Linked DNA regions of Homo sapiens: region 2 is linked to region 1. A link is an interaction called in ENCODE POLR2A ChIA-PET data of the cell type or tissue named here. Cell type or tissue: PC-9. All regions are shown on one strand. Each heading gives the region's core, and the rest is flanking DNA. Links, peaks and the distances in the headings are about the cores only. Region 1 holds the start of LINC02771 (long intergenic non-protein coding RNA 2771). Region 2 overlaps PACC1 (proton activated chloride channel 1).

The links. ChIA-PET counts read pairs that join two places held together with the same protein. Peaks named below come from ENCODE experiments on the same cell type or tissue, not always from the same donor. Only the 100,000 strongest peaks of a DNase experiment are listed, where the experiment ranks them.
Region 2: POLR2A ChIA-PET joins it to region 1 with 5 read pairs; 3 of 35 experiments call an interaction of 5 or more read pairs at or near these places.

The regions. Positions count from the first base shown.
Region 1 is chr1:212,458,556-212,473,445 of GRCh38, reverse strand. It overlaps LINC02771 (long intergenic non-protein coding RNA 2771), which reads left to right and starts at 568. Exons shown (of 3, transcript NR_183725.1): 1 at 568-769; 2 at 5,613-5,779; 3 at 6,349-6,630. It overlaps LOC124904506 (a long non-coding RNA gene), which reads left to right and starts at 7,499. Exons shown (of 2, transcript XR_007066870.1): 1 at 7,499-7,782; 2 at 10,780-11,781. RefSeq lists enhancers at 863-1,363, 1,364-1,864, 10,940-11,454, 12,250-12,419 and a silencer at 5,205-5,499. In PC-9, for the core only: no CTCF peak of the experiment used is centred there; a DNase peak (open chromatin) is centred at 6,345; H3K4me3 peaks cover 964 bases; H3K27ac peaks cover 1,948 bases.
Region 2 is chr1:212,378,303-212,393,192 of GRCh38, reverse strand. It overlaps PACC1 (proton activated chloride channel 1), which reads left to right. Exons shown (of 8, transcript NM_018252.3): 3 at 6,093-6,302; 4 at 7,768-7,919; 5 at 13,156-13,298. Among named protein-coding and RNA genes, the nearest start is that of PACC1, 29 kb to the left of the region's middle. RefSeq lists a silencer at 7,927-8,110. In PC-9, for the core only: no CTCF peak of the experiment used is centred there; no DNase peak of the experiment used is centred there.

The DNA of each region.
Region 1 (14,890 bases), core at 4,165-8,164:
GGCTCACTGGCCTGTGGGTTAGCAGGACTGATTTGGCTGCTTCTCAGAGGCCCCTCCAACCAGAGCTGCGTCTTCATTCAGGGAAGATGACCTTCTCCAAAAGGGCCCCTCTCCAGACCCTACAATCAAAGGTATGCCTCTGTGTGGAAACCACATAAATGCACTTATCTTTCCTCTACAAAACTGAAACTCCTGACACCCCCAACTCCCCACCATCTGGGCAGGGTGGTTTTGTTTTTTTCCAAGAAGCAAATAATTCTAGAAGTCAGAGAGAGTGGGGCCCGGAATCAGGCAGCCTGGACTTTCATCTCAGATCTGCTTATGAGAGAATGCCTGTGGGCAGGTTGTTTAGCCTCCCCAAGGGTCAGCGGCCTCCCCTGTAAAGCAGAAGATAATAATAGCTCCTATTTCAGCAGGTTACCATGAGAATAAAATAAGGTAATACAGGAAGGCAGGTAATCCAATACTCAGCATATAGTAAATGCTCACTAAATACTACCTACCATCATCATAATGACTGTGGTTATTATGACAGTCTCTAGGCAGCCCCAGAGTGGCCATAGGTCTGAGAGCCCCACAGGGCCCCTCCTGGTTGATTCCCCAAATCCACTTCTCCATCACCCTCACTGACCTTCTCCCACTGTGAGGCCTCCTGCCTTCCACAGGACCTGCCTGCTGTCTCACCTCTTCATAGCTCACCTCTCTTCTCTACCCCAAGGCTGGCTTTGAGGGACCCTGGCTCCACAGTCCTTGCCACAGTATGAACAAGGTAATGTGGGGTCTGGCACGAAAGGACCTGGGTTAGAGTCCTTGCTCGGCTGCTGCCTGTAGGGAGGCATGGCTGTGTCCTTCAAGTAAATCAGGATGGACCAGAGACGGGTACCAAGTCTGAGACCCCACCAACAAGGATGGTCTCACCCATCAGGCAGGGCCCAGGGCCTAAGGTTTGTGACCGTGGCTCCTTGCTGCAGGTGGAAGTGGCAGCTAATGTCCAGTAGGCAGAAGGATGCATCCTGGGGCCAGGGTGTGGAAACGGGAGCAGGCAGGCAGCCTCTGTCCATCTCCTGGACAGGGTTCAAGGGACACACAATGGGAGCAGGACCTCAGATTGAGGGAACTGAGGCTGGAGCCCAGACACACAACCTGGGCGGGGAGAGTTTCTGCGATGTCTTGTTTTTGTGGAAAAGTCTTGGACGCACACACTGGTAGCTGAAGGTTCACCATCTGCGGAATCTACATGGGGACAGTCTATGAGCACGGGTGATGATGAGCCCAATGAGGGGATTCGCTGCAGCGACCCACCTGGGCCCTGAGCCCTGGATCAGCCTGGAGGGGCTGAACCCCTCCCTGCTAAGGCCGCTGTGTGGGGAGGGGCTGTGCTGGTCCTGGGGACTTCCTGCCTGAAGACGGGTGTGGGCCAGTGGGAACAGAGCCTGCAGCTGGCTCCGCACTCCCAGAGCCAGGAGGCAGGCATGGGAAATAGGCTCACAGAATACTCATTGTATACTAAGAGACGTTTGTCCCCTGAGCCCCCTTTTACTCTTCTAGAAGGCGGGAATGGCGATGATTTCCAATATATAAATTCATAGGTGTGTTACTGAAATGAATACAAGGAGTGGTTTGCAAACAGCTGAACTAACGTTCTTATAGTGTCATTAATTATCCTTGGGGTAAGTACGCAAACCCTTTGTTTTACAAGAATCACTACAATCTAAAGATAACACAACAAGTTGGGAAAGTTACAAAGGTTTCTGAAATCAGAAAAGGCTTCTGAGCAAGAACGGCTTTGGTTATTACTCCAGCCATGGTGGGGATGAGTGCCTGCATGGGGGAGGAGGGGGCACAGTTATTTTGGCTCCAAACTGGCAACAAAACAGGGTTTTGAGTTCTTCTGAACCAGGTGAGTGCCGGCCCCAGGGCTTGGCCAGTGTTCAGGGATGGGGTCTCAGTGGTCAGTCAGAACCACAGCCTGAGACCTCCCTGCCCTAAGCCAATCCTAGGGTGTCTGGGGAAGGCCTTCGGCCAACATGGACAAGTCAATGGTGGAGCAGAGGAGCTGGGCTCAACACCACCCTTGGGGTTAAATGAGCTGAGGCAGGGAAAAGGGCATCAAGCCAGCACTTCTCATACATTGAAGAGATTTTTGTGATGTTGCAGTTATTTTCATATCTCCCCATGCCTTCCACCTTCTCAACAAGTCTGCCCAATTATTATCTCATTTTTTTATTATTTTATTTTATTTTATTTGCAACAGTTTCACTCTGTCGCCCAGGCTGGAATGCAGTGGCACCATCTTGGCTCACTGCAACCTCCACCTCCCGGGTTCAAGCAATTCTCACACCTCCGCCTCCCAAGTAGCTGGGATTACAGGCGTCCACCACCATGGCTGGCTAATTTTTGTATTTTTAGTAGAGACGGGGTTTTGCCATGTTGGCCAGGCTGGTCTCAAACTCCTGACCTCAGGTGATTCGCCCGCCTTGGCCTCCCAAAGTGCTGGGATTACAGGTGTGAGCCACCGTGCCCAGCCCTATTATCTCATTTTTAACTGAAGAGACAAATAAGACTCAGACAGAGTGATTTGTCTAAGGGCACACAGCAAGCTAATGGCCAAGTTGGGATGAGAACCTCTCCCTGTGGTGTTTGGAAGGACAGAGTCCCAGGACCGGGGCAGGAACAGACCTGGGCTGCAGCTAGGAGCTCAATGGAGTTCAATGGACCGGAGCCTGGCAGGTCCACGCCCAAAGGCAAATGGAAAATGTCTCACTGGATTAATACAGCATCTGGTGGTGGCAGGTGGGAGATATGTCCTTTCTTTTTTATAGTTTTCTGTATCGATCTGGAATTTTGTATAAGCAAGCTTTCCATTTACAATTAGACAAAATAATCAGATTATACTCCAGGGGTCAAGGGGGTAGAGATCCCACCCACACGTGGCCAAGGTAGGGCCCTTCACCCACCAGCAGCTGCCTTTGTGGGCGGGTCTCTGGTCTCACCACACCAGAGCCCCTCGGAACGCTCTTTTCCTGAGATGACTTCCATTCTCCAGTTCTCTCAGCTCAGCCTCCCTCTTGGCAGTCACGGCTGCCCTCCCTCATCCCTCGAGGGTTTTCCAGCAATCCTTTGCACATAGCTCCTTGGCAGAAGATAGGGAGATCACATGGCTGCGTGACGGTGTTTTCTGACTCACGGAATGGAAAGAAACACTACACACAAAAGCAGCACACAGGGCCTCTGTTGCGAGTTGGGCTAACTACTCGGTGTGGGGCGTGATTCATCCGGGACTGCCTGGCGAGTGTACATGCTCGCAGGGCAAGGGCAGCGCAGCACTGAGCTACTCAGGCCCAGGCCCCTCCCAGGCAGAGCAATGAGTCCAGCAGCTCTGCCCGCAAGGGTCTGGGGCTGCCATGGGCTAACCAAGAGGTGTCTGAGGAGATTGCAGACAGTGGCTGGAGACGGAAGGTGAAAAAGTTAGAAGATCCAGGTTGGAAAAATTTGAGGAAGAAAGTAGTCAGACAGGTGTGGGCAGAATAGGGTCAAACTCTCCTGCAGACCAGGACACAGGCTCTGACTTCTCCACACCACACCCCAGGCCCTCCAGGTACAGCAGACACATGCTCACCATCATCAGAAAGGTTCTAATAAAATATTGATGTATTTATTATTATTTTGTTTATTTATTTATTGAGATGGAGTCTCACTCTGTCACCAGGCTGGAATGCAGTGGCGTGATTTTGGCTCACTGCAACCTCTGCCTCCCTGGTTCAAGCGATTCCCCTGCCTCAGCCTCCTGAGTAGCTGGGACTACAGGCGTGCGCCATCACGCCCAGCTAATTTTTTTGTGTGTTTTAGTAGAGACGGGGTTTCATCGTGTTGGCCAGGATGGTCTCGATCTCCTGACCTCATGATCTGCCCGCCTTGGGCTCCCAAAGTGCTGGGATTACAGGCATGAGCCACCACACCAGTCCAGTTGATTTATTTTTAATACAAAGGCCAGTCACTATCTAAGTCCTTGACCTGTGCTATCCCACTTGATCATCCTAACAGCCCTGTGGAAACATCAGTGAACCCATTTTGCAGATAAGAAAATTCTATCCAGAAACACAAAATAACTTGCCCAAGGTCAGACAGCTACTAAAGAAAATTCTAACCCAAATCATCTGGCTCCAGAGTCTGTGCTTTAAACACACTGCCTCTCCACAATGCCACCTAGAGAGCTCCTACTGTGGGCCAGACACTGTCCTTCACATACATTACTGATTTAATCCTCACAGCAACAATGCAATCAAAGTATTATTGCCCCATTTTATTTTTCATTTATTTATTTTATTTTAATTTTTGTTTGTTTATTTGTTTTTGAGATGGAGTCTCACTCTGTCACCCAGGCTAGAGTGCAATGGTGCCATCTCAGTTCACTGCAACTTCTACCTCCCGGGTTCAAGAGATTCTCCTGCCTCAGCCTCCTGAGTAGCTGGGACTACAGGTGCCTGCCACCATGCCCAACTAATTTTTTTGCATTTTTTAGAAGAGACGGGGTTTCACCATGTTGGCCAGGCTGGTCTCAAACTCCTGACCTCAGGTGATCCACCTGTCTCAGCCTCCCAAAGTGTTGGGATTACAGGTGTGAGCCATCATGCCCGGCCATCCCATTTTAAAGATAAGAACACTGAAATCCAGGCCAGGTGCAGTGGCTCACACCTGTAATCCCAGCACTTTGGGAGGCTAAGGCGGTGGGGGTGGGGGGGGGTCACCTGAGGTTAGGAGTTCAAGACCAGCCTGACTAACATGGTGAAACCCCATCTCTACTAAAAATATAAAAATTATCTGGGCCTGGAGGTGCATGCCTCCAGTAATCCTAGCTACTTGGGAGGCTGAGGCAGGAGAATCACCTCCTGCAGTGAGCCGAGATCGTGGCACTGCACTCCAGCCTGGGCAACAGAGTGAGACTCAAGAAAGGGAAGACAAGAGGAGGGGAGGGGAAGGGAAGGGAAAAACTGTAGTTTCAAGGGGTTAAGTATGTTGCCCAAAGCCAAAGCCACTTTGGGCTCACTAGCTACCAGCTAGTAAGTGGTGATGTGGAGACTCACCCAACTCAGGTAAAGTCCATGATCTTCACCACAGCATCTGTGTTCTTGTCACTTTCTGGGACGGTGTTTCTCTCTTCTGAGTCCTCCACCCCCTCACCTGTGGTTTGGATTGGTTGGAGTTTGACTGAGTAGTAATGGCCACTTGGTTGGTTTCCATGGCCTGGCGTGTGCTGTAGCTGTAGGAGAGGGCTGCCTGTGTCCATGAGAACAAGGAAGCCTTCAGGAGAGAAATCAGCCACTGCCACCCCCCAGTCCTTTAGGAGGCAGTCAGGCTGCTGACAAAGGGACCTCACGCTCCTCCCACGCATTGCCTGGACCAGCTGGCAGCCCACAGGGGTGGCTTCAGGTAGCCTCCCCAGCAAGGAGGAGAGGGATGGAGGGCTGGCTGGAGGAGCACATGGGGAGCACTCCTCAAATGCTTCCTAGAGGTCATGGAGTCAGTGCCACAACCAGTTCTTATTAACCCAGAGGAAGAGACTTCCGGCAGGGGAGAGATGCCTCGGGACAGCATGGTCTTTTGTCTTTCAGGTCACTTCCTGCTGCAGAGTCCTCACTCCAGCTTTCTCACCAATCCTCCCCCTACACAAGAAGATCATCTCTGGGTTCAGGTCACCCATCCAACTCCACTGATGGATTTAGGCTCATTTAATCCAAACTCGACTCCATTTCAGCCAGAACCAGGCACCTCTAGAAAGGTAATTTTGCAGCATACAAAAATGTAAGCAACCAAATAATGCAACCCACTTGAAGAGAGCTGGCTTGAGATTACCTGCTGCTCAGGTTATCTCTGTCATTGATGCCCACATTCGTGGAAAATTAAACCCTGGGTGTGTGATTTGGACTGTCACCTGGCAATGCACGTTAACAGGCATGCCTGCAGGTAGAATGACACTTCAACACCAGTCGTTGGCTTTCCCAAGTTAGGAATTCTTTTACTGGGCTTGGTTTCAGAAGGGGCCAGAGGCTGTTGGTGAGCAGGGAAGAGAACTTTCATTTTCTTCGTACATTTGTTGTTTGCATTTTTTTCCCCTGCAAGCACCTATGACTTGTATAATGCAAAGATATTTCAAAGACGCCTGACAGAGACAGCAGTCCTGGGTGCATGTGCGGCTTGCGGCTCACTGATCTCCAGACCCCTGGATCTTGGCAAAGCTGACAGGCCTTCTGTAGGGAGGATGGGAGAAAAAACAGCCTAAGAAGGAAGCTGCACGTCCGCAACTCCCTCCTGGGACCTGCAAACCCGTTCTTTTGCATTCCTTTGCAGGTCACCCTAACTGCCACATCCAGTTCCTGATCTGCCATCTGCTTCTTTTCCATCACTTGTGGGGTATTTCCCAGCCTACCACTAATGTGAGCCCTCCTGAGTCAAAAGTTCCCCTCTTCCAGGCCTCCTGCTCAGCTGACGTCCTGGACCAGGCAGGCCACCCTTGTTCCACTTCCCCTGGGAAGACACCTGGGTCTTGTGCCTGCCCTGGATTAGGGTGGGCAAATTAGTTCATCCAGGACTAGAAGAATGGAAATAAACAGACTTGTGTCTTGGGGCTGACTCTGAAAGGTCCAATGTTATGCCTAACAGAAAAGCTCACCTTCCTCCAAACCCCTGGAGCCATCTCAGGAGGCCCAGGGCCACCTATTCCATTCCTGACAAAACCCTAGATGCCCACATACTGCCCAGGTTGGTGGGTCTGGCCATGCTACCATTTGGATGTGGGTTGTCCCCGCCAAAACCCATGTTGAAATTTGATCCCCAGTGTGGTGGTGTAGTGGGAGGTGTTTGGGTCATGGGGCAGATCCTTCGTGAATAGATTCATTGGTGCATTCTGGCTCTCAAGAGAATAGATTAGTCCCCAAAAGCAGGGTTGCTAAGAAGAGTCTTGCTTCCTCAGTTTCTCTCTCTTGCTTCCTGTCTCTCCATGTGATCTCCATGCACACACTCATTCCCCTTTCTTTTCTCCATGAGTTGAAGCAGCCTGAGTCTTTCACCAGTACAGCTGCCCAATCTGAAGCCTTCCAGCCACCAGAATTCTGAGCCAAATAAGCCTCTTCCAAATAAGCCTCTTTTTTTTTTGAGATAGAGTCTCACTCTGTTGCCCAGGCTGGAATGCAATGGTGCAATCTCGGTTCACTGCAACCTCTGCTTCCCGGGTTCAAGGGATTCTCCTGCCTCAGCCTCCCAAGTAGCTGGGACTACAGGTACGTGCCACCATGCCCAGCTAATTTTTTTGTATTTTAGTAGAGACGGGGTTTCACCGTGTTGCCCAGGCTGGTCGCAAACTCCTGAGCTCAGGCAATCTGCCCATCTTCGCCTCCCAAGGTGCTGGAATTACAGGCATGAGCCACCACACCCGGCCTCTTTTTTTTTTTTTTTTTTTTAATAAATTGCCCAGCCTCAGGAGCTCTGTTATAGCAACACAAAATGGACCAAGACAGGCCAGGACCTCCCAAGCGAACCCTGCCCACGACTAAGTTGGTGACTCTCCCATTCTTCTCAAGCTCAGCCCAGAAGCACCAGGCCAAGGGCTGCCCCAAATGCCCCAGGAGAGCCCTGGCCCTCCTCCTCACCTGGGGACTGTGACCAGAGCCACAGCAGCACCTTGCGTGTCAACAGCACTCAACAGTTTTCAGAGCATACTGGCAGCTTCACAGTATGACCCAGTGAGGAAGGAGGAGTGGGGTGTCACCTCCATCTACACAGTGAGTAAGTAAACTGGGTCCCTTGGCTGGTGAGTGGGAGCCGGACTCGAGCCCGTGCCTTTGGACTCCTAGGTAAATGCTCTTTCCTTCAGAAAGTGGCACTTCCTGGTGTATGTCATGCATCTGGGATCCCTAGCCCCCTGGGTCTGAGGCCAGGGAAGCGCCAGGGTCCCATCTCTCCACACCCTTCCAGTGTGGCCCCCCGTGAGCGCTTGCAGCCTTGAGCTAGCCCTGGGCACTGCCTTCTCCAACTAGCAGCAAGCAGAGGCTCAAGGCTGGATTCCTGCAGAGACATGGCCACTGGGGTCCCAGCTTCTAGAAGGCGAGCATGGGCTCCTCCCTCCAACCCTCCAGCCCCTGGTTGACAGCTGTGAGTATGGCAGGAATAGAAGGCTGTAGGTTTAGAATAGGGTGAAGGTTTTCTAAGCTTTGAGGCCACAGAAGCACATTTTTCAAGTTCAACTAAGCACAATAGCCTAATAAAATTGGAGGAGCTGCTTGACTGATGTAGGTTTGGGGCTGGGCCCTGCCTCCCCCACCCCAACAAGGCAAACCCTCACTCCCCAGGCCCTGCAGTCACCTGCAAGGAATCCCTAGGCCACGTCATTGCATAGTTTGAAAACCATCCCAGAGTCCTCCTGGCTGAGATCTCCCTGTCTTGGGGGAGCTGTGTTTTGTTTAGGTTCAGCAGCTCCTCTCTGCCAATCAGAGTCCTTGAAACCCCATTTGGGGTGGCCTCCTTGGGCAAGCCAGGTAGCAGTGGGAGAATGATAGAAAGTCAGGGAGTGCGGAAAGGGGCAGCTATCTAATTCTTCTCCCCCAGAAATCCTGCCTGGGGCCCAAGGTGTCCCTTCACCCATGAGTTCAGGACAGTCAGTCAGGACGATAGATCAAAGGTCCAGAGGGAGGAAAAGAAATGATCCTTGCTCCTAGGAAGCTCCAATGAGGACTGATGGAAAGTATGCACACGCACAGGCACACGCGCGCGCGCGCGCGCGCACACACACACACACACACACACACACACACACGCCAGTTCAAACAAGAAATCCCACAGAAGCAAGCCCAGACCCCAGAGCCTGCAGGGCAACAGGCCTCCGAGTGGGCTGCTGACGCAAAGGCAGGGGCTGAGCCTGGTGAGGCAATGGGAGAAAAGTCTTCAAGGAAGTGGCATGCAGTGAGAAAAAAAAAAATGCCTGAAGCCGCCCCGGCTACCAGGAAGGCAGGTGCTACACATGGCCAGGGCCAGAGCATGCCAGACAGAGCGTGCCCTATGCCGGAAGTGGGGTGGAGCACTTTCCGGGAGGTGTCCAAGATGATCCCAGTTGGGATGTGTGAGGGGCAGCAGTGGGAGACAGGGCAGCTAGGCAGAAGGGATCCATAAGTCAAGGCATTTATCTGGGGGAGAAACCCACTTGCACCCAGCCCCTGCCATGTAGCAAATGTAAATTAAATGATGTTTGAATGCGGGAAAACAGAGAGGGAGGGAGGGAATGGATCCCTTAGCCGGATAATCCTTGTCCTTGAGGGAGGGAAGGAGGAAATTAAACCATTATCAATGAGGATTTATTTTTTGCTGAATGACTTTACTGGATAAGCTGTTTGGAGCTTGTAAAGATTAAACCCTTTAAAAGAGACAGAAGGGAGAATTCTGGAGAGATGAGTTCAGGGAGCTTCTGTTTTGGTGTCAGTTCCCTGCAGCTTCTGAATAAACACCTCACCCTCCCCAGAGGATAACCATAACCCAGTGACAAGGGCTTCCCAGATGAGCCACCCCTTTCCTCCCACACAGGTAGCTGGGGGCCCAGGAAACTGCAAAGGTAGACAGGAATCCGAGCTTCCTAGGAGGACAGGCCGCAGATGTCCCCGGAGGCACCAGCTGTCAGAGCTGGTATGCATAGAGCGGCTCAGAATCCCCCTTCCCCAGCTCAGCTCTGGGGCCTTTTTACCCTCACACCTCCTTCCTCCCCAGTGCAGGGAAGGCCCTAGTCCTCCTGGGAGCCAGTCCTCAGCACTGCCTGGCCAGGACCCTCGTCCTCCTTTGATCTTCCTGGAGAAAGAATGTTCCCCATGAGCTCTGTTTATCTACTTTCAGAACAGGCTGGGTCAGGTAGAGGATGAGGGGTCAAGTCAAACTTGGGGTGTTCCTAAGGGCAAGAAGGCTGCACTGTGCCTTACAGAGAGCGTCCGTGGGTTAGGTAAGCTTCAATCAGGCATGAATTATAGTCCAACGCTCATGAGCCAACAATAGAGAGTAAACGAGGTGTCTTTACGTGGATACAGACAAAGCAAGGTTAGGTATTAATGAGTAGTCAGTATCTTCTGGGCCCCACCTCACAGGCTGTGCCTCATGCTCCTTCTGAACCACTCCTCATCCTCACTGCAGCTAGACCTGTGGGGACAGGGCAAACAAGAGTGTCTGAGGCAGGGGCAGGGTGTTCAGCCACCTGTCAGCTCCGGCTGGGAGAGGGCATCCCAACGATATAGTGTCCAGCTCCAGTGGCAAGAGCTAGTGAGGCCGTGCAGAGTTTGGCCTCAGCTTCAGGTCTCGCATGGATCCAGCTTTGCAACCTGGGAAACTCCTACGGAGCTGCCCTGAGGCTGGGGCTCCTCTGCCCGTGCCGTGACTTTAGACAATGTGCATGGCCAAGCAGGGCAGCAGGCGGAGAGAAGCTTGTGGCTGCAGAAACCTTCCTTTCTTTGGCCCCTCCTCACGTATTCCTATCCACTCCACACCGCCCTGCCCTAGATGCCTGTAACCCATCCCCACTGAAACCCTGACTTTGGCTGCCACCTCATCTTCCACTGCCTGTCTGGTACTCCTGCCTTCACCTTTCCCTAGAGATTCCTGGAGGAACCCCTCAGTCTCAGGACCCCAGGAGGAGCAGAGGGAGCCCCTCCTTCTCACAGCCTGAGCCCTGAGCCCTGGGGGAGGCTTGCTGGGGTGGCTTCAGGTGTGGTGGGTCCCCCAATGCCTCACTGACCCCTTTTGTCTAACCAGGTGTGACATGGGCCTCTGTGACCCAAGCTGAGGACTAACCCACCGCTCATAACACGGTTTCTACGGGAAAACCAAGTTGTGAATTTTGAATTATCAGCCCACTGAGGGTGGAAGTCCAAGATCTGTGGTGATTTGGGTGCTGATGCAAGCCAGAAGTCACAGCCCAGAGCCTGCAGCGGCTGCACTGCTGGGTCCCCAGTCCTCGATGGGCACCAGCCAACCTGCCCTCTCGACCCTCCACAGCAACTCAGGCCCCCACTCCATGGCTCCCCTGCACCATCCTCATGCCTGGTCAACTCTTGCTGCCAGTTGCTGTGAGACCCAGCTCACCACTGGGCAAACAGAGCTTGCAAAATGCAGCCCATGCTCACCATTCATGGATTCCATATGTACAAATTCACCTACCTGCGAAATTGTATCTGTAACCCCAAAATCAATACTGGCTGCACTTTTGGGGTCATTCTCGGACACACACAGAGTGGGGAAGAATGAGGGCTGCTCAACACGCACATTCCCAGCGGGGGTGGAACAAGGCCCGCTCAGCCTGCTGGCTTCAGCTCCCACAATGCAAACAAGTGTCCTTTTCGCAGGCTATTTGGTGCCACATTTTTCATGCTTTTGTGCTTTGTGTTGGTGATTTCACTGTTTAAAATGTCCCCTAAGCATATTCGAAGCAACCTGGATGAGACTGGAGACTATTATTCTAAGTGAAGTAACTCAGGAATGGAAAACCAAACATTGTCTGTTCTCACTCATAAGTGAGAGCTAAGCTATGAGGATGCAAAGGCATAAGAATGACACAATGGACTTTGGGGACTCAGGGAGAAAGAGTGGGAAGGGGGTGAGGGATAAAAGACTACAAACTGGGTTCAGTGTATGCTTCCCAGGTGATGAGTGCACCAAAATCTCACAAATCACCACTAAAGAACTGACTCATGTAACCAAATGCCACCTGTTCCCCAATAACCTATGAAAATAAAAAAAAAAATTAATGTCCCCCAAGCAGAGTGTTGGTGTTTGTTCCTAAGCACAAGAAGGCCGTGATGTCCCATACAGAGAAAACACGTGTATCAGACAAGCTTCTTTCAGACACAAGTTATGGTGCTGTTGACCATGAGTTCAGTGTCAATGAGTCAACCGTAGAGAGTAAAGAAGGTGTCTTTAATAGAAATACACATAAAACAAGGCTATGTACTGGTTGTAACCAGAGGCAGGCAGAAATCTAACCCTGTGTTTCCCCTAGGCGCAAAGGTTCAGTATCTGCTCATTCAGTGTTCACAGAGACTTTATAAAACATAACTACCATGAAGAATGAGAATTGACTCTACAGACACCTGTGCACCTGAGCCCACCTGGATTAGTGAGTCAGAATTCCCTGGGCTTAGGCCCTGGCACCTGAGTTTTTCAAAGTTTCACAGGCAATTCTGATGCTGGGCCTACATGGGAACCACCAAAGTCCAACCTCAGAACAGCCTGCGGGTCCCTGGACAGAGCCAGGTGACAACCTCAAAGCATAACTTTTAGCCACAACCGTGAGGTGGTGTGTAACACAGCGTTGTGTGGTGAGCATAGGGCTGACTCAGTGTTAGGGATCTGGAGACTCTGAGTGACCTCAGGCAAGTCATCTGACATTCAGAGCCTCAGTTTCCCCACCCACAACATGAGGATAACAACACCTGTGCACAGTGGGGTGTTTGCATAGGGGAGACTCAGACATGTCTTATGGGCTGGGACCCCAGGAGTACACTGGTGTGAGAGACTAAGGATGAGAAATAACTCATCCCAAGAGAAAGACTAGAGGTCTTGGTCTGAGAGTGATGAGCACCCCGCTGGGGAGGTCCAGGAGGAGGGACAGCTTGGAGGACCGCTTGGTGCTGGTCACTCAGGTCAGCCTCTAGCCTAGTCCTTGAAGGCTTGAGCCTAAGGAGACTACAGGGAAGGCTGCTCGCCCAAGAATCTTGGTGAGACCCAGGGAGCACACGGCCATGCAGCGTCAGAACTGACATGTGGCCCAGGGCAGATGCACGTGTCTCCCCTCCAAGGAGGGCGCCATGCACCACGGCAGTCCGGGACACTCTGTGGGGGAGGAAATCTTCACAGGCAGCATCCCTCCCTCTACCTGTGATGTAGCACCTTCTCGAGCTTTGGAGGCACTGAGGGCAGCTCCTGCAGATATCACCCCAGATCGCTGGAGTTGGGCAGGTGAGGAGTGAGCTCAGGTAGGATGCTTGCTGGGTCAAGCCCAAAAGGGAGGCCCAGAGGCCCTGCTCAGAGGCTGGGACAAGTGCAAAGCCTGAGAAAGACTGTAGTTCCTGTTTATGTGACCGGTTTCTACCCTAGACATGTATGGCTGGGGAGTGGGGGTCAGAATCAGCCACCTGTCAGCCCTGAGTGGCTGATTTCCACCTGATACTTTTAATAGCTGTGCTGATCACTATCGAAGAGTTTTAAAATGGTGCAGAGAGAGCCAAACACAGGAGCATTTTTTATCAGTCCTTTCAGACACAGCCCTGGCAGAAAAGGCAGAATTGACAGCAGGCTCTGAACTCCCACTGGTGGGCCTGGGTCCCACTGCCTCCCTCTACAAACCAGAACCAGGTGAGACCTATGGGTCTGCACAGCACTGACAAATTCCCCCAGTGAGCTAGTCCTGGCAGAAGAGGTGTGCCCGGGGCATCACGGTTCTCTCAGAAGCCTGATCTGTGCTGTATGCCAGCCATTGTTTACCCTCCCGGCCTGCCTTTCTGTCAACACTTATATTTTGCACAATGTTTCTTTGTTTGCTTTGGGTTGAGAAACTGTATTTTTTTCTTATTCACAATAGCCAAGATAGGGAAACAACCCAAATGTCCATCAACAGATGAATAGATAAAGAAAATGTGACAAATACATACAATGGAATATTATTCAGCCTTAAAAAAGAAGGAAATCCTGCCAATTGCAACAGCATGAGGAACCAAGAGGGTTTTATACTAAGTGAAAAAAGCCAGACACGGAACGACAAATACTGCATGATTCCACTTAAATGGGTATCTAAAATAGTCAGACTCATAGAAGCAGAGAATAGAAGGGCAGTTTCCAGGGGCTGGGGGAAGGGGAAATGGAGAAATGTTGCTCAATGGGTATAAAGTTTAGTTATGCGAGATGAGTAAGTTCTGGAGATGTGCTGTACAACATGGTGCCTGTAGATAACGATACAGAATTGCACCCTTTAAAATATGTTGAGAGGATAGATCTCATGTTTAGTGTTCCTACTACCAAAAAAACAAACCAAAACACAAAAGAACACAAGGAAATTTTTGGAGGCGATAGAGATGTTTAGTACCTAAATTTTGGTGATGGTATCACAGGTGTATGCATATGTCCAAACTCATCAAGATGTACTCTTTATATGTATGTGATTTTTTTGTGTATCTATTATACCTCAGTAAAGCTTTATAAATGATCAAAACAAAACTGTGTTCCCCCCACACACACCACCCCAATACAAACACAGAAGAGCTAGGCAAAAGGAAACTCTATAATGGCAGGGAACTGCTCTGATCCTGCCTGGTGGGCCACCTGCTTTGTGGAAGTTTTCACATCTAGTGTTCATTATTCTTTCTTCTGAGACTGTCTTCCTAGCCCCTCCCCTCCTCCCCCTCAGCCACACCCCCATCAGCCAGAGCTGCTCAGTCAGTCCTCGAGGAGGGCCATACATGTGTTCAGGGCTCCCAGCACTTCCTGCCACATAGCAGGTCCTCTGTGGATGTTGGGTTCCTTGTCTTTTCTTTTCTTTCTTGGGTTCACCTTGCAAAGGAGAACCAGTCAAAGACTCAGTCAAGTTACTTCAAGGAAAACAGATTTTCTCCATGAGAAAGACACTAATGGGGAAGGAAACAGAAACCCACGGCATCTGAGGCAGCAACCTTCTCTGTACCCTCTCCCAACGGCCCCAAGGTCTCCCACTCGAGTTTCTCTCCTCCCTCGGCCCAGCTTCTCCATCAGTTCTGCTCACACTTGGTGAGGGAGGGTGGGCATGGAGAAGGCCATGGCCTCTCCTCCTGGGAGCATTTTGAGACCAGGCCAGGCCACAGCTAAGGTGCAGATCAGCAGGGAGGCAGAGAGGGAG
Region 2 (14,890 bases), core at 4,627-8,626, 81 kb after region 1:
GCTTTACTTCCAACTATGTGGTCAATTTTGGAATAGGTGTGGTGTGGTGCTGAGAAGAATGTATATTCTGTTGATTTGGGGTGGAGAGTTCTGTAGATGTCTGTTAGATCTGCTTGGTGCAGAGCTGAATTCAATTCCTGGATATCCTTGTTAACTTTCTGTCTTGTTGATCTGTCTAATGTTGACAGTGGGGTGTTAAAGTCTCCCATTATTATTGTGTGGGAGTCTAAGTCTCTTTGTAGGTCACTAAGGACTTGCTTTATGAATCTGGGTGCTCCTGTATTGGGTGCATATATATTTAGGATAGTTAGCTCTTCTTGTTGAATTGATCCCTTTACCATTATGTAATGGCCTTCTTTGTCTCTTTTGATCTTTGTTGGTTTAAAGTCTGTTTTATCAGAGACTAGGATTGCAACCCCTGCCTTTTTTTGTTTTCCATTTGCTTGGTAGATCTTCCTCCATCCCTTTATTTTGAGCCTATGTGTGTCTCTGCACGTGAGATGGGTTTCCTGAATACAGCACACTGATGGGTCTTGACTATCCAATTTGCCAGTCTGTCTTTTAATTGGAGCATTTAGCCCATTTACATTTAAGGTTAATATTGTTATGTGTGAATTTGATCCTGTCATTATGATGTTAGCTGGTTATTTTGCTCATTAGTTGATGTAGTTTCTTCCTAGCATTGATGGTCTTTACAATTTAGCATGTTTTTGCAGTGGCTGGTACCAGTTGTTCGTTTCCATGTTTAGTGCTTCCTTCAGGAGCTCTTTTAGGGCAGGCCTGGTGGTGATAAAATCTCTCAGCATTTGCTTGTCTGTAAAGTATTTTATTTCTCCTTCACTTATGAAGCTTAGTTTGGCTGGATATGAAATTCTGGGTTGAAAATTCTTTTCTTTAAGAATGTTGAATATTGGCCCCCACTCTTCTGGCTTGTAGAGTTTCTGCTGAGAGATCAGCTGTTAGTCTGATGGGCTTCCCTTTGTGGGTAACCCGACCTTTCTCTCTGGTTGCCCTTAACATTTTTTCCTTCATTTCAACTTTGGTGAATCTGACAATTATGTGTCTGAGAGTTGCTCTTCTCGAGGAGTATCTTTGTGGCATTCTCTGTATTTCCTGAATTTGAATGTTGGCCTGCCTTGCTTGGTTGGGGAAGTTCTCCTGGATAATATCCTGCAGAGTGTTTTCCAACTTGGTTCCATTCTCCCCGTCACTTTCAGGTACACCAATCAGACGTAGATTTGGTCTTTTCACATAGTCCCATATTTCTTGGAGGCTTTGTTCGTTTTTTTAAATTCTTTTTTTCTCTAAACTTCTCTTCTCGCTTCATTTCATTCATTTGATCTTCCATCACTGATACCCTTTCTTCCAGTTGGTTGAATCGGCTACTGAAGCTTGTGCATTCATCATGTAGTTCTCATGCCATGGGTTTCAGCTCCATCAGGTCCTTTAAGGACTTCTCTGCATTGGTTATTCTAGTTAGCCATTCGTCTAATCTTTTTTCAAGGTTTTTAACTTCTTTGCGTTGGGTTTGAACTTCCTCCTTTAGCTTGGAGAAGTTTGATCGTCTGAAGACTTCTTCTCTCAACACATCAAAGTCATTCTCTGTCCAGCTTTGTTCCGTTGCTGGTGAGGAGCTGCGTTCCTTTGGAGGAGGAGAGGCACTCTGATTTTTAGAATTTTCAGTTTTTCTGTTCTGTTTTTTTCCCCATCTTTGTGGTTTTATTTACCTTTGGTCTTTGATGATAGTGATGTACAGATGGGGTTTTGGTGTGGATGTCCTTTCTGTTTGTTAGTTTTCCTTCTAACAGTCAGGACTCTCAGCTGCAGGTCTGTTGGAGTTTGCTGGAGGTGCACTCCAGACCCTGTTTGCCTGGGTATCAGCAGCGGAGGCTGCAGAACAGCGAATATTGATGAACAGCCAATGTTGCTGTCTGATCGTTCCTCTGGAGGTTTTGTCTCAGAAGGGTACCTGGCCGTGTGAGATGTCAGTCTGCCCCTACTTGGGGGTGCCTCCCAGATAGGCTACTCAGGGTTCAGGGACCCACTTGAGGAGGCAGTCTGTCTGTTCTCAGATCTCAAACCCTGTGCTAGGAGAACCACTACTCTCTTCAAAGCTGTCAGACAGGGACATTTAAATCTACAGAGGTTTCTGCTGCCTTTTGTTCGGCTATGCCCTGCCCCCAGAGGTGGAGCCTACAGAGGCAGGCAGGCCTCCTTGAGCTGCGGTGGGCTCCACCCAGTTCGAGCTTCCCGGCCGCTTTGTTTACCTACTCAAGCCTCAGCCATGGCAGGTGCCCCTCCCCCAGCCTCACTGCCGCCTTGCAGTTGGATCTCAGACTGCTGTGCTAGCAATGAGCGAGGCTCCGTGGGTGTGGGACCCTCTGAGCCAGGCGCGGGATATAATCTCCTGGTGTGCCATTTGCTAAGACCATTGGAAAAGCACGGTATTAGGGTGGGAGTGGCCCGATTTTCCAGGTGCCATCTGTCACAGCTTTGCTTGGCTATGAAAGGGAATTCCCTGACCCTTTCTGCTTCCCGGGTGAGGCGATGCCTCACCCTGCTTCAGCTCACACTCGGTGCGCTGCACCCACTGTCCTGCACCCACTGTATGACAAGCCCCAGTGATACGAACCCAGTACCTCAGTTGGAAATGCAGAAATCACCCATCTTCTGCATCTCTCTCGCTGGGAGCTGTAGACTGGAGCTGTTCCTATTCAGCCATCTTAGAACCCAATATCAATAGTCTTTTTTTTTTTTTTTTTTCTTTTTGAGATGGAGTTTTGCTCTTGTTTCCTAGGCTGGAGTGCAATGGCGTGATCTCAACTCACTGCAACCTCCGCCTCCCGGGTTCAAGCGATTCTCCTGCCTCAGCCTCCTGAGTAGCTGGGATTATAGGCATGCACCACCACGCCCAGCTCATTTTTGTATTTTTAGTAGAGACGGGGTTTCACCACATTGGCCAGGATGGTTTCGATCTCTTGACCTTGTGATCCGCCTGCCTCAGCCTCCCAAAGTGCTGGGATTACAGGGGTGAACCACCACACCCCCGGCCTCAGATATTTTTTGTGACCCATTTTCTGTCTCCAGTTACATGTCACTACACTGCTAGATACTGTAACAATTTTCCGGGCTCCATTTGGTTTTTTTTTTCCTTCAATATTTTCTTCAAATTGGATAGTTTCTGTTGATTTAACTTTGAGTTCACAAACTCTTTCTCTGCCATCTTTTGCTATTAAGCCTATACAGTGAACTTTTTATTTCATTTATTTCTTGTCAGATCTGGAATTTCCATCTGTTTTTTTAAATTTTATGAAACATTTTTACAGTGGTTAGATACACGTAATGTAAAACTCATCATCTTACTCATTAAAATGTAGAGTTCAGTGATATTAAGCACTTTCATATTGCTGTGCAACCATCACCACCATCCATCTCCACAATGCTTTTTCATCCTGCAAAACTGAAATTCTATATATTTGGCCATTGTTATTAGTTTCTGTTTCTCTATTGATCTTGTCTTTATTCCTTATTCAGATATTTTCCTTTAAGTGCTGTAAATTTTCTCTCTGCTAAATTGCAACACTGGGTCATCTTGGTGTTGGTTTCTATAGATTGCTTTTTTCTTGAGTACAGGTCACATTTTCTTGTTTCTTAGCATGTCTAGTGATTTTTGATTGAACACTGGACATTATGAATGATATAGAGATTCTGGATTCTGTTATGATCTTCAGAAGGGTATTTTTTTTTCTTGGCATATTGTTAATATGGCAAGATTTAAGCTCTAAACTCCTATCTCCCCTGCATTAGCCGTAGTTGAAATCTCCATGCAGTTCTTTCAATTTCCAGTTGTTACTTTTTGCTGGCCCCCCCTGGGTTCTCCAGCCAAGGATCTGAACATATATTTAGTTGCAGATTTGGGAGTTTCACCCCCTGTGTGGCTCCCTCCCTTTCATGGTTTTGTCTTAACTTTCTGGCTGCTCTTCCAGCCCTGAACTTTGTCCCTGTCACTCTGAACCATGCCTTATAGGGATTGGCATGTATTCTTAGGCAAAAAGCTACAGATGTATAAATCTCACCAAGTACAGTTCTTCTCTTTCAAGGGTAGCCTCTCTTTCAATTTCTACCTGCTTTTGATCATTCTCCCAGTGCCTTCAAATAATTTAAAATATGTTGTCCAAAGTTTATAATTGTTTTCTGTGGAAGGGTGATGTGACACTGCTACTCTGTCACTGTTGGAAGCCAGATGCCAAGCAGATACCTTTTGGGGCTTACGTTCAGATGCTTCCCTTGTTCTCAGCCTTGTGCTCAGCTGGGCTGTGGAGGAAATAGGACTTCTTCTCAGGGAGCTCCATTTTCAGCTGAGGAGCAGAGAGGGCACAGGGAGCCCTGTGGGAGTATCTTAGTCAGCTCAGACTGCTGTAACAAAATGCCACAGTTGAGTGGCATAAACAACAGAAATTTATTTCTCACAGTTCTGGAAGCGAGAATCCAATATCAAGGTGCCAGCAGGATTGAATTCTGGTGAGGCCTTTCTCCTTGGCTTGCAGATGGCTGCCTTCTCATTGTGTCCTCACATGGCCTTTTTTCCTGTGTGCATGTGCTCCTAGTGTCTCCTCCTCTTATAAGGATTCTGGTCCTATTGGATCAGGCCTCATCCTTATGGCCACATTTAACCTTAATTATATCCTTGAAGTCCCTGTCTCTAAATATACTCACATTGAGGGTTAGGGCTTCAACCTGAATTTGAGGGTGGGGGATACAGTTTCGTCCATAACAGAGATTAATCTAGCTTCTAGCCTCAGGATTTTGTGAGGGAGGTAGGGGAGACAGAGTTGTGTTGTACCAATAGCATCAGGACGTGTTCAATCAGTCACCATGTAAATGCAGAATGTTCCAGGCATAGCATGAAGGGCTAAGGATTCAGTTAGGGATAAGACTGGCCCCATCCCTGCCCTCATGGAACTCACAGCCTAGGAGGATAAAAGATGTATAGACATGACATTGCAGAGTGATGAAGTAGGGGACGTACAGGGCTCCCTGGGAACACTGAGGAAGAGGTGCCCAAATAAAGGTTAGGGGTCAGGAGAGGCTTCCTCAAGAAAATGTCTTTCTTTCTTTTTTCTTTTTTTTTTTTTTTTGAGATGGAGTTTCGCTCTTGTTGCCCAGGCTGGAGTGCAATGGAGTAATCTCGGCTCACTGCAACCTCCGCCTCCTGGGTTCAAGCAATTCTCCTGCCTCAGCCTCTTGAGTAGCTGGGATTACAGGCATGCGCCACCACGCCCAGCTAATTTTGTATTTTTAGTAGAGACAGGGGTTTCACCATGTTGGTCAGGCTGGTCTCGAACTCCCGACCTCAGGTGATCCTCCTGCCTCGGCCTCCCAAAGTGCTGGGATTACAGGCTTGAGCCACTGCGCCTGGCCAAGAAAATGTCTTTCTAAATTAAAATGCTTCCATGGAAGGATGGCGTGACCAAGCTACTCTGTCACTGTTGGAAGCCAGATGCCAAGCAAAAAGCTTTCGGGGCTTAGGATGAGTGAAGCATCAGCTGTGGAAGAAAAGAAAATCAAGCAGAGGGAATGGTAAGTGTGAGGGAATCCCGGGTTGAGAAGGGCACTCCAGAAGAACAGAAAGTCGATGAGTAGAGGTGGAGCTAGAGCTGGGAGAACTGGGGAAGTGGAGCAGTGAGGGATAAGGCCAGAGAGGTAGGTTGGGGCCAGCTCACTTGTTGGATTGTAACTGCCTATCCCTCTAGAGAGTAAACTCCTTTTTTCTGTTCTTTTTGTTTGTTTTTTGCTTTTTCTTTTAACATTTTTATCGTTTTTTATCTTTTATCTTTTTTCTTTTGAGAGTAAACTCCTTAAAGACAATGAATAAGTCTCCTTCAGCTTGGTGTCCTCTACCTGGCAGAGAAGCTGTGTAGTAAATGTTTACAGGTGCCCTTTGTTATGATTTGTGGGGTGAGGTGGAAAGGTTGGGCGTGCAGGTGACTTCACCTCCTTGGTGAGGCAGGCAAGGGCCTGGAGGTTGCTGGCCATCTCTGTCTGTACCTTGTCCCTGTGCCCTGGGTCACATGGTGTTTTGTTGTTGTCAGGCCTGGACAGCGAGTCCGCCTCCAGCAGCATCCGCTTCAGCAAGGCCTGCCTGAAGAACGTCTTCTCGGTCCTACTCATCTTCATCTACCTGCTGCTCATGGCTGTGGCCGTCTTCCTGGTCTACCGGACCATCACAGACTTTCGTGAGAAACTCAAGCACCCTGTCATGTCTGTGTCTTACAAGGAAGTGGATCGCTATGATGCCCCAGGTAGAGCCTGCCCCTGGGCCAGGCATCAGGGCCCCAGATCTAGGGTGTCAGCTGGCAGATACTCCCTGAGCTGCCGTTGTATTTGTGGTACTACGGGCAGGGCAGAGGAGTCCAACCAAGCATAGTCTAGGTATAGAGTCTATGCCCAAGGAGCTGCTGTTGGGAGTGTGTTACGTGCTGAGGACAGAAATGGACAGAGCCTGGAGCAGCTACTGCAGGCTACTAGAGGGGTCAGGGAAAGCTTGGCAGAGAGGTAGGATTTGAGATGGGCCTCGAAAAGCACATAGATGGGAAGAGAGTGTCTTTGGGATGGGGATCAGCAGAGCGAAGGGGTGTCTAGGGAGGCAGAGGGCTTCTCTGGAGAGGATGAGACTAACTTGGCTGGGGCCAGAGGGCAGGGATGAGGAGAAGCAGGAGTCAAGGCTGGACTGTGGGGTGGGGAGGATGGCAGGGGAGGCGAGGCCATTCAACCCTGCCTGGAGAGGGACTCCCAGGCCACACTGGGTATACCTGTCTCACTGGGGTGTCTGGTCCCTGAGTGGGGAGTCCACTCTGCTATAGAGCAAGCTATCTGCTCTGGGCTGCAGGGCTGGCACTGGATGTTCTAGGGGCTGTAGAGTAAATGAGGAGGCATGAGCTGTGTGACTTGGGCCCTGTCCACCCAGTGTGTGCCACCTGTTCTGCCCACAGATGCCCCTGAGTAACCTGTGGGAGGGCCTGCTCACATGGCAGAGCCAGAGTCCGGGTGCCCTCTCTCTGGGGCTTCCTGCCAGCCTCCAGCAGAGTCAGGTGTGCTGGTCATGGCTCCTCTGCCCATCTCTTCCTGTCTTGTGTTTGTCCCTCTTCTCTGTGTGTCTGCTTGAGTCTTCTTTATCTGTACGTTTTACTTTCTCTGTCTGGTGTCTTAGTGTCTCTGAAGTCTGTCTGTCTCTGATGCCATGTGCTGCTGTCTTAGCATTGCTGCCCTTGAGGCTGGACAGCTACTGTCAGTAGAGGTGCCTGGGCTGGGAAGAGGGAGGGACTCTTGGGATGTGACTTGCACACTTGGGGCTCCCAGTCTAAGAGACAAAATGAGTTCTGAGGAGTTCCACAGTTTAGAGCCTCCCAGTGATTCTGCAGGTGGGTGTTGGCCCAGAGGGGTGGCACAGGGGCTGAGTCAAGAGACACTCCTTCGGAGGGTGTGGAGCGGGGCTCTGAGGTGGAGTGGGTTTTGATGTGGGCATCAGGGCGGCTGGATCCCAGGTTGGCCAGGGGCTTACTGAGGAGGGGCTTGTGCCCTCTGCTACAGCGGGGCTTTCTGAGGCCAGGGGATGTGGCTCCTCACCCTCTGAAACCCTTTTCTTCTCCCTTCCCTGCAGTCCTCCAGGGAGTCCAGAACGTAGGTTGTTGGTAGGTGTGAGATGATTTCAGGGATGTGGTCAGGAGTGTGATTTCTGACACTTGCTTTTCCTGTTTGTGCCCCCAGGTATTGCCTTGTACCCCGGTCAGGCCCAGTTGCTCAGCTGTAAGCACCATTACGAGGTCATTCCTCCTCTGACAAGCCCTGGCCAGCCGGGTGACATGAATTGCACCACCCAGAGGATCAACTACACGGACCCCTTCTCCAATCAGACTGTGGTAATTCCTGTCTGCCTGAGCTGGGTCTGGGCAGCTGCTCTGTTAGCCCCGCAACCCAAGGCCCCAAGTTTCCTTTTTCCTAGGAGTCCTTCTTCCACTCACTCAGTGTGGGGCCTTAGTCCCCAAGGAGACATGCGGCTGTGCCATGTGGACACTTGGCTGTGGTTGGCTCACTTGCATTCAGGGAGGACAGTGAGGCCTCCAGCCTTTGCTGAGTAATGCTCAGGGATTCCTGACAGTGCGGTGAGACCCTGTCCCCAATGGAAGAATGGCAGGGCTAAAGGGTGGGGCTGGTGCGATATAGCGAAGTGGGTCCCATACCTGACCACTTGACAGAATTGCCAGGATACTTTTTGAAAATATGAATTTCTAGGTTCCATGTGAAGCCAACTGAATTATAATTCCTTAGGTGGGGCCTGAGAATCCATAGTTTGAAATTAATACGCCAGCGTAAAGGAGCGTCGGTCTGGGGACAAGGACTCCTGGGCCCTGGGCTGGCCATGCTGTCGTGCACAACACAGCACGGCTGGGAAGGATGACTGAGGGATGGGGTTAGGAGCGCCCTGGAGGAGTGGCACTGCACAGGGTTTCAAAGACAGGGTAGGCGTTTTGTATTGATTTACATCTCATCTTTTTCATTTCATATTCTTGCTTCAGAAAGCATTGAAAGGGGCTACAATAGTTTTCCAGATGAAATTGGGAAGGAAAGGTTTTCTAGGCAGAGGAAATTGCACCATGACCTAAAGGGAAGAGACGACATGTTGTACTTGTGCCTCTGGGCACAATTGCAGTTGGTGGGGAAATGTTTCATAGGGTCAGGAGCCCTGGAAGACTGATGGGTGATGAAGCTGTGGACAGAGTAATGGCCAGATGAGAAAAGAACATGCATCGTGCTGTAGAGCCACACTTGCTCCCTTGGGTAACAGGGAACTGTTAGTGGGTTTTAAGATGAAAGAATAACACTAATTTTTTTTTTGTTAGTATGTGAACGCTAGGCCCCCTCCTAAAATCCTGCTAAAATGATTCTCTAAGGAATGAGATAGAACAGACTAGAACATCAATAATAGCTTTGCACGTGAAGAAAGGATATCACCAGTGGACCAGACATTTTGAGGAACTGGTATAAAGCATAAAAAACAGCTTGGGCCAGATTGGTGGAGCAAACAAATTAGAGCAAATCCCTAACCCAAAACAGATGAAGGAGAGACCTGTTGTAGAGGTACAAGCTTTCCTTCCAAACCCCCAGCTTGGAATCAGCACCGTTAGAGAGCAGGGTAGTCATTACTGGACTGCCTGTTGGCTGGGCCAGACACACCCTATACCCTCCCCAGGTATGCAGAGCCGCTGGGGATGGTTGCCTCTGGGTAAAAGACCCTGGAACCATTCTCTACAGAAGCGAAGGGAAGATGATTCTTTGTGTAGGCATAGGAAACAGAGCAGACTTCTACAATGGAAAAGGAGAGAGAACTAAAGGAAAGGACTCTTCCCAGAGTAAAACACACTGGAAAACTCAGTGTGCTTCCACAGAGCATACTTAGCTTTCCCATGCAAGGGAGAGGCCTATTAGAGAAACAGAAATTTACTACTTTGGAAGAAACCAAAACCCAGACCTATACTAGTCAACCTAATCCTTCATTCATAAATAAGAATGGAGAATTAATGGTCACCAGACATTTGCATGAAACCAATGACAGAAAAGGACCAAGATGAACAAATAGAATGGACTCTAGAATAGGGAAGTAGAAGCTAATTAAAACAAAAAGGAAAGCAACTTTTAAACAATTCCAATGTGGAGTTATATGTATAATAGAAGCTCTTTGTCTGGATTCCCAGCTCCCTTCATCTCTCTGTAAAACACGCTAATGAAAACTCGTGGCTGCTTCCGTCCCACTAGGTGCCTATTCTCTGGATGCCCTCCTCTCCTCCCCCAGTTGAAGTGTATGCTTAGGAGGAGTCAGTGAGGGTCATTTCCAAACCTGTGTAGGCCAGTTGCACTTGTTACAATAGTTACATAATTCGACTAAAGAGTGTAAAAACCCTTGAAATAAGGGCACAAAGAGAGAGTTGTTTTTATGGAAATGAAGTTGAATGCAGCTACTGCCCCCAAGTCTGAGTGTTGGTTCATCTCCTCCATCAATTTCTTGAAGTCCACAAGCTATAAACTAACAGAGAAGTTATCTCCTCCCTATCCACCAAGTTTCCTACCCAAACCAGCATATAGCAGTGGAGGAAGAATATGATGAGAGCAGTAGAGCTCCCATTTGGAAAAGGAAGAAGGGGAAGGGCCCGCAGCTCTGCTCTGCAGCAGTGGTGGAACCCTGCAGGGTGGGACCGGTGAGACGCCTTCTTGGCATGAAGTAAGCTCCTTGGTTTGAACCTGTTGCTGCCCTCAGAAAGAGACTCCTGTGTGCTCTGGCCTCGTCCCCTGGGAGCTTCTGCCTTGGTGGTAATGCTCTGTGGCCATATCTGAAGTGGACATTAGAAAATACGCCCTCCCTGGTGGCTGCACAGCTTGTGCCACTCACTTCCTGCTTGTGTGAGCAGCTTTAGGGCTAAACAATTGCAAACTTGGAGGGCGGCTTCTTACCTGCCTCCTGCCACTGCCTATGTTTGCAGTGAGATTTCAGAAATGTGTAGGCTTCTGGCTGTTCGCATCTAATCAAGTTCATGTGAAAGTGACCCCAGTCGAGGGTCTCATCCTGTTGTATTTGTAAAATCTTCGGAATTTTGCTGATTTTCTGGTGCTTTCTTTCATGCTCTCAATTTAATGGTAGTTATTTTTTACCAAATGCTCTGCTCTGGCACAATAAGGTTTGCCACCTTTCCAGCCTGCGGGATCCTTATCTATTTCCTTACTGCCCGCCATTTTCCCACTGCCCAAATGTTTGGCTGTTCCCTCATTTTGATTTTTTTTGCAACCATAAAACACTCCAGCCGGGCGTGGTGGCTCATGCCTGTAATCCAGCACTTTGGGAGGCCGAGGCAGGTGGATCACGAGGTCAGGAGATCGAGACCATCCTGGCTAACATGGTGAAACCCCGTCTCTACTAAAAATAAAAATAAAAAAATCAGGCGTGTGTAGTGGCACGTGCCTGTAGTCCCAGCTACTTGGGAGGGCAAGACAGGAGAATCGCCTGAACCCGGGAGGCGGAGCTTGCAGTGAGCCGAGATCACGCCAGTGCACTCCAGCTTGGGCAACAGAGCGAGACACCGTCTCAAAAAAAAAAAACAAGAACACTCCAGTGTCAGCTAACAAATTGTGTATTAGTCAGAGTATAGGCTAAGCTACCAAATAAAAACAAAACCTGCAAATACAATGGCTGAGATGAGGGAGAAGCCTCCTTCTCTCTCTGAGAACAGTCCTGGCATGCAGGCCGTGTGGCGTAGTGGGCAGTACTGCCTCATAGGATAGTCCAGCCATGACTTTTGTCTTGTCACTGTGCTGTCCCCTGGGCATTGTTCTGGTCCATGTGGGCAGTGTGTGTGTGTGTGTGTGTGTGTGTCACTGTGCTGTCCCCTGGGCATTGTTCTGGTCCATGTGGGCTGTGTGTGTGTGTGTGTGTGTGTGTGTGTGTGTGCAGTGTGTGTGTGTGTGTCTGTGCACATGCCCAGGCCTGGGAAGGTGGAGGGCAAGCAGTTCCCTTTTCAGGAAATGGGGTGGAGTTGAATGAGTCCCCTTTTCTTTCGCACATTAGGAACTTTATCACGTGGCTACATTTGAGGGCAGAGATGAGGCTCCAGCAGGGGGAGTGGATTCTGCTGAAATCTGGGTTGGGAAAGCCATTCTAGTACTAAAGGAAGAAATGGATAATAGAAACCAGGGACAGTGCTTTCTGTTGCACACTTAAAACAAAATGGTACAGAAAGGTTGAAAAATAAATAGATGGACAAAGCTGTCTTGAGAAGATGCAACGAAAACCAGAAGTGACAATATTAATAGTGTGGAATTCCACGTGCAAAAGTTTGCAAGAAGGATGTTTAATATTGATAAGAGGTTCAACTCCATACTCTCCACTAAGACGACTGAACAGTTCCAAAACTTTATGTACAAAACAGCATGACATTTATATATTTTAAGCAAAACCCGTTAGAAGTAAAAAATACCATCACTTTAGAGCACGATTTAAACACCCCTCTCAGAAATTCACAGATCAAATAGACAAAAACTAGAAAGGATAAGAATTGAATAGTGCAGTTAATAAATTTAGAGTATGTATGTGTGTGTATACATGTGGGGGCACAAAACTTTGTAACTGACAGTGTACTCACTCTTTTTCAAATCTCTGTAGAGCATTTATTTATAAAAGTTGATGTAAAAGACATTTTTTTCTAAAATTAATCTATAAATTCAGTTTCTATCACAGTTAAAAGTCCCAGTGAATTTTTTTGTGGAACTAAGCAAGCTAGTCTTAAAGCATACTTAGAACACGTTCAAAAATAACCAAGACAAGTTTGGGGATGGGGAAGAGTAGTAGGGAGAGCACCTTCCCAGATCTCAGAACAGTGGAAAAACCACAGGAATCAAAGTGGCACAGTACTGGACAGAGACAGACAAATGTGTGGGCTCTGCTAGGGCCAGAAGCAGACATAGATATTGGTTCTGCATGGAATTTAGTATAGGATAAAGGAGGGAGGGGAAGAGGCTTCAAAACCTGTCTCTATGCATTGTTTGGGAAGTAGGAGTTAGAGCCCTATTTCACACTATATACAGAGCTTAAAGCCAGGTATATAAAGTATCTAAATGTAAAAAAGATTAAAAAGTGCTATAAAGAAATAGAGGAGAATATTGATATAATTTTGGCTTTCCTCAGCAAGCAAAACCCAAAGCCGTAAAGAAAAGGATTTAAGGTTTTACTACGTTAAATTTAAAGTTTCCATAGGACAAATGACATTGGAAACAAAGTTAAAAGAAAAATGACAGACTGGAAGAAAAGATTGGCACACATAACAGATGAAAGTGATCATCCTTGCTAAATTAAGAGCTTCCATAACTCAAAGAACCAATGAGAAAAGTGGACAGAGGATGAGCTGCATTCAGCTCTGGTTGGGCATCATATGGGGAAAACTCCCCAGGAATGAGCATGAGTCCCAGCCCAGTCCTGTTGTTGGCTAGTGGTCCCTTTGGAGACCACTGGGCAAGGAGCTATGGGCTTTCCAGTCAGTACTTCTGCCCTCAGACCCAGAGGCCTCTGTGTACTCTCCCAGGACTGAGACTCTGTCCTTTTTCTCTCTGCAGAAATCTGCCCTGATTGTCCAGGGGCCCCGGGAAGTGAAAAAGCGGGAGCTGGTCTTCCTCCAGTTCCGCCTGAACAAGAGTAGTGAGGACTTCAGCGCCATTGATTACCTCCTCTTCTCTTCTTTCCAGGAGTTCCTGCAAAGGTGGGCTTTTAGAGTTCACAGTGGGCTTACTGTCTACTTTTTATCTTATTCCAGCTGTGTATGTCCCAAGGCTAGAGACGGAGGGGTGAGGGCAGGGAAGGGAAGGGGCATTCTCAGATGACCCACTGGCCCAGGAAGGGACCTCATGAGCTTGGCCGGTCCACTCAACATCTTATCACAAAGTTAAGCAAATCTGGTGTGGAGGAGCATGCTGGCTCTCCATGCACATAGTGCTGGCTGGTTCTAGAGAGATCATTTGGTCTCACCATTGCCTGGGGCTGCTGAGGAGTAGGGGAAGTTGCCTTTGATTTGTAAGTCCCTTTGAGAGCAAGTTCTTGTGTGGTTCCTTGGTTTCCCCCACAGTGTGCACAGGAACCACATCTTGCCCTTAGTGCGGGCTTAATGTATGTTTGCCTGAAATACAGTTGGTCCTTGAACAACTTGGGGTTTGGGGTTACCAAACTTAACCACTCCTGCCTATGCAGCCAAAAATTTGTGTATAACTTTTGACCCCCAAAACTACTAACAGCCTACTGTTGACAGAAGCCTTACCAATAACATAAACAACACATATTGCGTGGTTATATATATCATAGACTGTATTCTTACGATAAAGTAAACTAGAGAAAAAAAATGTTATTAAGAAAATCATGGCCAGGTGTGGTGGCTCACACCTGTAATCCTACCACTTTGGGAGGCCAAGGTGGGCGGATCACGAGGTCAGGAGATCGAGACCATCCTGGCTAACATGGTGAAACCCCATCTCTACTAAAAATACAAAAAATTAGCCAGGCGTGGTAGCGGGCACCTGTAGTCCCAGCTACTCAAGAGGTTGAGGCAGGAGAACCGATTGAACCCAGGAGGCAGAGTTTGCAGTGAGCTGAGATTGCGCCACTGCACTCCAGCCTGGGCAACAGAGCGAGACTCCAAAAAAAAAAAAAAGGAAATCATAAGGAAGAGAAAATATACTTACTATTCATTCAGTGGAAGTGATCATTGTAAAGGCCTTCATCCTCATCGCCTTCATGTTGAGTAGGCTGAGGAGGAGGTTTGGTCTTGCTGTCTCAGGAGTGGCAGAGGCAAAAGAAAATCCGCACGTGAGTGGACCCAGCCAGTTCAAACCTGTGTTGTTCAAGGGTCTACTGCATCTCTGGTATGAGGATATAAGCTCTGCCACCTCTCTTAGTCTTCGATTTACAGTGATGAATGTCCCCTGACCATCAGAAAGTTCTTGTCTGCTCCACACACACTGCTTTGGGGTCACACCGTGGAGCCTAGAGGGCAGGAGAATTTTCTTCATGTGCCTGAGTTGAGAGGGACTCAGTTCCTACCAGGTCCTGCTGAGCCCAGAGGCTCCATTCAGAGCAAGCAGGGAGGCAGCTACAGGGGCAGGGAGGCTGCTCCCCAGCTGGACATGCAGCGAGCTGCCTCCATTCCACACCACCACTGCTTTGTTCTTCCACCCCAGAGCTCGGAGCCTCTGCCTTAGCATTTTCCACCCTTTCTGCCACCTAGAATTCCCTCTCCCTTCCCTGCTTCAAGCTGGCCATCTTGCCTTCCTCCTGGAAGACTTTCCCCGGGATCCCACCCCC